2 separate regions of the Homo sapiens genome follow, and region 1 is linked to region 2. Evidence: chromatin loops called from intact Hi-C (ENCODE). Cell type or tissue: endothelial cell of umbilical vein. All regions are shown on one strand. Links, peaks and the distances in the headings refer to the core of each region. The heading gives the core; the rest is flanking DNA.

The links. Hi-C counts contacts between places; a loop is a spot of excess contacts. Peaks named below come from ENCODE experiments on the same cell type or tissue, not always from the same donor. Only the 100,000 strongest peaks of a DNase experiment are listed, where the experiment ranks them.
Region 1: it touches region 2 in a loop (13-fold over the local background); 3 of 110 quality-filtered maps call a loop at or near these places.

The regions. Positions count from the first base shown.
Region 1 is chr14:38,254,285-38,258,682 of GRCh38, reverse strand. It overlaps CLEC14A (C-type lectin domain containing 14A), which reads left to right and starts at 2,590. Exons shown (of 1, transcript NM_175060.3): 1 at 2,590-4,398. The coding sequence starts at 2,661. The coding sequence ends at 4,133. It overlaps LOC112268136 (a long non-coding RNA gene), which reads right to left and starts at 2,638. Exons shown (of 5, transcript NR_169588.1): 1 at 2,238-2,638. RefSeq lists an enhancer at 2,781-3,408. In endothelial cell of umbilical vein, for the core only: a CTCF peak has its summit at 2,044 (motif pointing left); DNase peaks (open chromatin) are centred at 1,012, 2,262, 3,302 and 3,922; H3K4me3 peaks cover 2,515 bases; H3K27ac peaks cover 3,874 bases.
Region 2 is chr14:38,865,831-38,870,228 of GRCh38, reverse strand. All of the region lies in intron 2 of LINC00639 (long intergenic non-protein coding RNA 639), which reads left to right. Among named protein-coding and RNA genes, the nearest start is that of LINC00639, 49 kb to the left of the region's middle. In endothelial cell of umbilical vein, for the core only: a CTCF peak has its summit at 2,471 (motif pointing right); DNase peaks (open chromatin) are centred at 698, 2,488 and 3,548.

The DNA of each region.
Region 1 (4,398 bases), core at 213-4,212, 610 kb after region 2:
TATTAAATTAGTGAATATACTACAGTTTATTTTTATACTGTTTTTGGATATTTTGATTGATTCAACGTTTTGTTAATATGAATAGTGTCACTATAAACATTTTTTACATATCTTCTGTTGTACATGTGCAAAAATTTCTCTTAGTTTTATACCTTATCATGGAAGTGCTAGAGTTTGCAAATATTCAATTTTAGTGAAAAAAAGTGTCAAATTTTTCCAAAGTGGTTGCTCTAATCTGTAACATGTAAAAGAGCCAATAGATTCACATTTGGTATTATAAGATTTTTAGGCATTTGGAATCCAGTGGGGGTAAAATGGTTCTATATTATTATCTTAATAAATATTATTAAAAAATAGAAACTTTCCTCCATTTCTAATTTGGTCAGATAAACTGTCTATTTCAAACTAATTACAAAACTATTTACGTCCTACTTTGAGCTAATTTTTTCTAACTCTTGTGTCATTCCATGATATGGTCATGGTCATGGTCAGTACTCTCATATAGTCGTTATGGCCAATGTGTTCTCTGCTATAATCCCACTCCCCTAGACAGAATGTCAGGGAGTGAGATCATGTATTTACTTAAGCTTTCCAGCTATTCATTCTTTCTTACTGTAGACACCTCATCTCATCCCAAACGATTTTTAAAGCTATCTAAGAAATTTCCATTGACTACTTAAGTTTGAAAAAGATTTTATTAAAAATATTGCACTACATGGACACATTTACAAACACAGTCATAAGATTGCAATGGTCTATAGAGAGCTGGCCCAAGTGACTAAGTATTTTTTAAAAACCATTCAATTTGATTTCTGGATTTTCATGTTTCTTTCTTATAAGACACTAAGTTACCTAATTTAAACGCAAAGCCACGTTTAAGGTGATTCTCAGACATCTGAAGGAAGGACTAAGGAATGTTCTTTAAATTGGGAAATAGGGCAGGAGAGAAATCCTAGTGCAAAGCTCCATACTCAGCAAAAGCAAGGTAAGTATGATGATGACTCATAGGCTTACTGTTGTTTGTTAAGATACATGGAATTTCCAGGAGGAAAGAAGAATGAGAGTTATGGTAAAAATAAGATGGAAGCATACAGATGTGATCCTGAAACCTTCCCTCCCACCCCTCATCAACCTGAATGCAGTAAAACAAAGTGAGCTTATATGCATTATCCATGGAATGGCAACTTTCATTCTGATTAAAGATATTTAAAAGCATCAGACATCTCTAAGAGGGCTTAGCTGAAACTCTCTATGTATTTCTGATGGCAACGTATTTGGCCATTATGAACCAAGATAGAATGTACGTTTTCTAAACTGATACTGAATTGTCTAAGTTGCTAACAAGAAATCCTTTCATAACAGTACAGTTTTTAACCTTTACTTCTTTATTCATCTTTAATTCCTTGCCACTTCCCACTGAGTTGAAATGTTTATATTAAAACAAAACACCCACTGGAATTCTAAAGAAATTGGCTCACCCATCTTTCAAATTACAAGATATTTTTTGACAGTATACAATATTCATTATAATGGAATAAACATTTTAATTTCTTAAGGAACTCTAATTTTCCTTAAAGGAGATGTTTACAACTTACTATTATAAATGCTGCCACTCAATCATAGGAGAAAATGATACTAAAATAGTTCAAGGCTAAAATCACACATAGGGCAGTTGTTCTCGAATATTTATAAGGCCACGAACTCATTTATGTATAACCTATAAACTTGAAGAATTTTTGAACCAATACAGTGGCAAGGAAAGCTAACAACCTAACTGTTAAGATCTATGGTCATTATTTTTCATTTAGTCCTAGAAATACATTTCCTTTCTGTAATGAATCAATATGGTCTAACTCAAAGAGAAACACGTGGAAGTGAAAAATAAATTTCTAAAGCAAGTGCTGATGGAAGAAGCAGAATTTCCCATTTAAAATACCCAAACAACTCCAAATTCTTTAGTAGTTAGGACTCCTGAAATCTCTTGACATAATAGAGAAGCAAAGACCCATAGAGAGATATGCGGTTAAATAGTGCTGCCTCTGGTGGCAAAAGCAGTTGCTAAGTTGTTTCACAACATATTTTTCCCCCACAGGCACAGGCCCCCCAAACACTGGAGCCGTCTACGAATTATTCTGACGCTAACTCCACAGCTCCGGACAGAAACACAATAGACGGGCGTGGTCTTATAATCATAAGCCAGTTCCTTTCTCAAGTCCTTCCTGCCTATGTTCGCTTACGTGTTATGGGTTCTGCGGTCCTGATGAAACTCCCTGAACGGAGAAAAACCACACACTTCATCCCAGTGGCGAATTTCTCCTCTTGCTCTAAGCAGGGTGTTTGACCTTCTAGTCGACTGCGTCCCCTGTACCCGGCGCCAGCTGTGTTCCTGACCCCAGAATAACTCAGGGCTGCACCGGGCCTGGCAGCGCTCCGCACACATTTCCTGTCGCGGCCTAAGGGAAACTGTTGGCCGCTGGGCCCGCGGGGGGATTCTTGGCAGTTGGGGGGTCCGTCGGGAGCGAGGGCGGAGGGGAAGGGAGGGGGAACCGGGTTGGGGAAGCCAGCTGTAGAGGGCGGTGACCGCGCTCCAGACACAGCTCTGCGTCCTCGAGCGGGACAGATCCAAGTTGGGAGCAGCTCTGCGTGCGGGGCCTCAGAGAATGAGGCCGGCGTTCGCCCTGTGCCTCCTCTGGCAGGCGCTCTGGCCCGGGCCGGGCGGCGGCGAACACCCCACTGCCGACCGTGCTGGCTGCTCGGCCTCGGGGGCCTGCTACAGCCTGCACCACGCTACCATGAAGCGGCAGGCGGCCGAGGAGGCCTGCATCCTGCGAGGTGGGGCGCTCAGCACCGTGCGTGCGGGCGCCGAGCTGCGCGCTGTGCTCGCGCTCCTGCGGGCAGGCCCAGGGCCCGGAGGGGGCTCCAAAGACCTGCTGTTCTGGGTCGCACTGGAGCGCAGGCGTTCCCACTGCACCCTGGAGAACGAGCCTTTGCGGGGTTTCTCCTGGCTGTCCTCCGACCCCGGCGGTCTCGAAAGCGACACGCTGCAGTGGGTGGAGGAGCCCCAACGCTCCTGCACCGCGCGGAGATGCGCGGTACTCCAGGCCACCGGTGGGGTCGAGCCCGCAGGCTGGAAGGAGATGCGATGCCACCTGCGCGCCAACGGCTACCTGTGCAAGTACCAGTTTGAGGTCTTGTGTCCTGCGCCGCGCCCCGGGGCCGCCTCTAACTTGAGCTATCGCGCGCCCTTCCAGCTGCACAGCGCCGCTCTGGACTTCAGTCCACCTGGGACCGAGGTGAGTGCGCTCTGCCGGGGACAGCTCCCGATCTCAGTTACTTGCATCGCGGACGAAATCGGCGCTCGCTGGGACAAACTCTCGGGCGATGTGTTGTGTCCCTGCCCCGGGAGGTACCTCCGTGCTGGCAAATGCGCAGAGCTCCCTAACTGCCTAGACGACTTGGGAGGCTTTGCCTGCGAATGTGCTACGGGCTTCGAGCTGGGGAAGGACGGCCGCTCTTGTGTGACCAGTGGGGAAGGACAGCCGACCCTTGGGGGGACCGGGGTGCCCACCAGGCGCCCGCCGGCCACTGCAACCAGCCCCGTGCCGCAGAGAACATGGCCAATCAGGGTCGACGAGAAGCTGGGAGAGACACCACTTGTCCCTGAACAAGACAATTCAGTAACATCTATTCCTGAGATTCCTCGATGGGGATCACAGAGCACGATGTCTACCCTTCAAATGTCCCTTCAAGCCGAGTCAAAGGCCACTATCACCCCATCAGGGAGCGTGATTTCCAAGTTTAATTCTACGACTTCCTCTGCCACTCCTCAGGCTTTCGACTCCTCCTCTGCCGTGGTCTTCATATTTGTGAGCACAGCAGTAGTAGTGTTGGTGATCTTGACCATGACAGTACTGGGGCTTGTCAAGCTCTGCTTTCACGAAAGCCCCTCTTCCCAGCCAAGGAAGGAGTCTATGGGCCCGCCGGGCCTGGAGAGTGATCCTGAGCCCGCTGCTTTGGGCTCCAGTTCTGCACATTGCACAAACAATGGGGTGAAAGTCGGGGACTGTGATCTGCGGGACAGAGCAGAGGGTGCCTTGCTGGCGGAGTCCCCTCTTGGCTCTAGTGATGCATAGGGAAACAGGGGACATGGGCACTCCTGTGAACAGTTTTTCACTTTTGATGAAACGGGGAACCAAGAGGAACTTACTTGTGTAACTGACAATTTCTGCAGAAATCCCCCTTCCTCTAAATTCCCTTTACTCCACTGAGGAGCTAAATCAGAACTGCACACTCCTTCCCTGATGATAGAGGAAGTGGAAGTGCCTTTAGGATGGTGATACTGGGGGACCGGGTAGTGCTGGGGAGAGATATTTTCTTATGTTTATTCGGAGAATTTGG
Region 2 (4,398 bases), core at 198-4,197:
GAGATTTTCTTTTCTCAGCCACCAATGGCACACACACAGTCAAATAAAGCAATGTGGGAAAGCTCACACCAACATAGCAAGAAAAAAAAATCACATTCTTTGGGGTGACAAAATGTGCAACAGCTTTTGGCTAGCTGTTTCGATTTAACAGAATTTGGTGAAAGGAAGTTTGAGCTGCTAGGAAAATCTACTTTTCTTCTTGAAAAGCTGATTTTTTTTTCCCCATGAGAAATCTCAAAGTGAAAATTGCTGCTTTCACACTACTCTCTACAGAAATATTAATAAATGCCATTCTGTTAGGTATTAATTAAAACAGTACTTGTTCAATTCTATTTTATCACATATTGTGAAGAGTTGAGATAAAGCTCTCACGCTGTCTTTTTGGATCTGTTAATCTTTTTATTGTACATATAAAAGTATACAGACAAATTGGATTCTCTAGGGGTTGTTACATTCATTCATTCACTCAGTATTTATTTATCGAACAGTAGGTACTGGGAATATTATTTTGTGAGACAGTCTGTTTCCTTGGGAACTCATAGTTTAAAGAGGAAAAGCAGACATGGTAAACAGAAAATTGTAATACAGTGTTAGAGCTCTGCCTGAAGTAGGAACAAGGAAATTGGAAACGATGATCAGGGAAGGGAAACTTACATCTTCAGGGAGGTAGTGCTTCAGGGGAGGCTGAAGTGTTGAGAATCAAGCTAGACCTTTAAGGTTAAAAGATTTTGCTGGAAGAAAAAATGGTCTGGACATTCTAGGCAGAGTAAAACACTGGAAGCATAAAATGTCTGATGGGTTAAATGCTGTGACAGGCTGCCTTTCCCCATCTTGTGGAATTGCTTCTTGAAGGGTGCATAATTTAAAGAAACCTTTAAATTCTGGAATGGGCTTGGTTATGGAAGAAAGCAGCAAGATTTGTCTGATTATCAGGAGCCACCTGGGAGAGTAAATTTTCACTGGGCACAACAAGTAGGCATATAACAAATATTTGTTGCTTTGATGTTGTTGAATTTTATTTGTCCAAATAGAATGAAGAAACACAGCACAGGATGATGCCCAGGAAGTAAGGGCCAGGCATTCGTGGAGGGTTTGGGCCCTTAATAGTTTGTGAAAGAGATTATCAGGACCACATCTCTAAAAGAGAAGCAATTCAAACGCCAAACATCCTAGTGTTTACCAGCAGGAGATTTAGTTTGTACTGCAAGGGAGTGTGGACTTACCCCCAAAGCAAATACACAATTGTGTGTATTTTACTCTGCTGAATGCTCTTGAAATCAATTTCTAACCCATAAAACAGAAGTTTCCCAAACCAAATCCACTATAAAATTCATCTCTGTGGAGAGGCCATAGCTGTTACAGGAGGGCAGGATGGTAGATCAGGAGGCTTTTCTGTTTAAATATTTAAATAGATTTCTATTTGAACAGCTAAATGAAACCAAACTCACTCTCTTATCTCAATAATTAAAAAGAAAATTGCTGAGCTTTCTTTGCCAAGTGTTCATGCCATTTCCCCCCTTTCTTGAGCTTTCTCAGGGTATTCTAAGTGCCTATGATTTGGTTTCTTTTTGGAGTAACTCAAGCAGTCTTTCACAAGCCGTATTTCTGGGACTATGGCAGACCGACTTCATTGGCTTCTTAACGAAGAACAGCCTGGCTTAATGATTAATTTCTAGGTAAATGGGGCTGAACCAAGCCTCACAGGACCTGTCTTGGAGGGGCTGGCTAAACAGTGGCTCCCTGAGAGGACAAGCACATTTCTTCCTGTAATCGACAACTATAGATTTATTTTTCTTAGTGATGTTAAGCATCAGAAGGTACTTCTTTTACTTGCACTAAGCAGGATAGTTTTAATTTTGCCTTTAGGCCTTATCTATTACTGTTTCCCCTGGCAACGTTATCTATAAACTTTTCTCTCTTCATTTTTTTTAATTTCCAAGTAGTTCATGATTATTTCAGAAAAATTAGAAAATACAGAAGATAACAAAAATTAAATTAAAAGCAGCTAAAAATCTTGTCATTTACTAGCATCCTGAGACATTATTCCTAACCTTTCCTCCTTCAGATATGTGCATATAGAACATGTATTTACAAAATTAGAAACACACCGTGTGTGTGTGTGTGTATTGATCTGTTGTGCTAATGTCTTATATTTCTTTGATACAATTATGTGGTCTTAGCAAGACTGGTATAAAGCCATTTCAAATTATGAAACAATAAAAATGATACGAATTTTCTAAGCAACTCAGGGCTCCATATAAAATACACATAAAGACATTTACCAGCCTTTATTTCCTATTTGGTACCCTGCCTATGTTTCACAGACTATAAAATGAAAATTAATATTCTACACTACTGTCCTTCTATAAATAGCTATGGCCATGTGGTTAGCTGCTGCCCAGCATGGTGGGGGGATTAGAACCACCATCTAAACAAAGGCCTGCCTTGCACTGATGTGCTTGTTGAAAAGTACGCCAGCAGAGGGCAGTGTACTTCCAGGACACAACTCAACGCTGCCATGGGCTGTGGAACAATCGGTGGAAAGACTTTTAACACTGCTCTAAATACAAACCAACACACAATTTTACTAGAATATTATTAGTCTGTTTGTGACATGTTTTAAGAATTTGAAGTTCTGACACTAGATTATGGAAACTATATAGCAAAAGTGAAAATGTATTCATTTAATAAGCTTATATTGGCCACCTACAAATGCCATGCTGTAGTAATATAAATATTGAAGACAAAAATCCTTGCCACAGATCAGCAGGAGATAAAAGCATGCAGTAAATGTTTCCAAAATGCAATGATAACACTCATGCTAGCTGAATAAATTCTGTCTAGAGGAACTCAGAAAAGGCCCCACAGAGGAGTTTTGTATGAACTGAGTCTGAAGAATAGCAGGAATTCACTAGGCAGGTGGGATCGGGGATGCAGGGAATTCCTACAGGGAGGAAGGTAGAAAGGCGCAAAGGTGTTATTTAAATGTTGAGCAGGGTAGGTGATTTTGTTTTTTATTACCCTAAAATGTAAGCCTTGATTTCCAGAACAGAGCCCCAGAACAAAACAAAACAATAGTGAGAAAGATGATATTTGCCAGTAGATTTTATGCTATTGTTTAGAACAAGTGTCTGAAATATAATAAATCCATTATATGCTAAAAGCACCAGCATCAAAAATATTTATCTCCACTCACCTTCAGGTAATCACCAAATTCTGACTTGTCTTTTGGTGGACTTGATTAGTTAGCCAGTATTTACACATACATATATGCTGATTTTACAGGAAAGGGGAGATGAAAATGTGTTCATTCAGCATCTCTTCATTGTTCCTACTACAGGTGGGCACTTGTTACAAGTGGTGCTTTCATTAGTGATATGTTCTTTTGGCCTGCCTATTCTGTATTGCTCATGTGTTGGTTCAGATTCCCTGATAGGCCATAAATGCTTATTTATCTGGATGAGGGCCTGTTTTTCCTTTGTGTTTTCCCACAGTGCCAGGCAATATAATGTGCATACACAGCACAGCCGTAAATGTTGACTGACTTTATCTATAAGGCCCACACTGACTTCTCACAAAGAAGGAAATGATACTAGAGGAAAGGAGGACGACGGAGATGATGTGGAGAGGCTATAATTAACTTTTCACATGACAGGGCAATCCACATGCTGAGAGGAATTCTCTCTGGCATAAGACAGTGTAGAATTTTGTACGGAACTATACCTTCCATGTTTCCAGCTGCTCACACCTCTTGCTTAATTAACAAATGTTTGTATAGAGTGGTCAAGACACTCGATATACTAGGAGACCTAATTGTTATGATTACTTTACATTAACATCCTCTCTGCAGCTGCTTTAAGTCTGCATTTTGGAAAGTATTCACAGAAGCTACTCAAAGGAGCTAGAGTGGTTTGTTTATGGCATTTTACTTATACAATGTTCATTTGTCTTTTTATTTTCTTCCTTACTTGTCTGTATTAGGAAGTAGCTGTTAACTAACCATAACCAAAGTGACCATATTCTCTTTTGACAAGTTTTTTCCTAATCAGATAATCACCTGCTGCGTATTTTTAAGTAAACTCTAGAGGATCTTCCTAAACAAGGCAGGAAACCAAGAAACTCTAAAATGAAAGAGTACTGAATTAGGATAAAACCAAATTGTTATTGCAAATAACCTCCCCTCTCCATGTGGCTCAAAGGACACAAAAGCTTATTTTTCTCTCATGAAACATTTCAGAGGTGAGCATTCCAGGTGGTTGCTGACCACTGGTGGGGGCCTTGTGGTCGTTCAGGAACTCAGGCTCTTTATAGTTGACAAGTCTCAGTGTGCTAGTTAACAATTTATTGCCTTTAAGCTCCACTTGCGCTCTTTCATATGTTCTGTGATAACAGTGGACA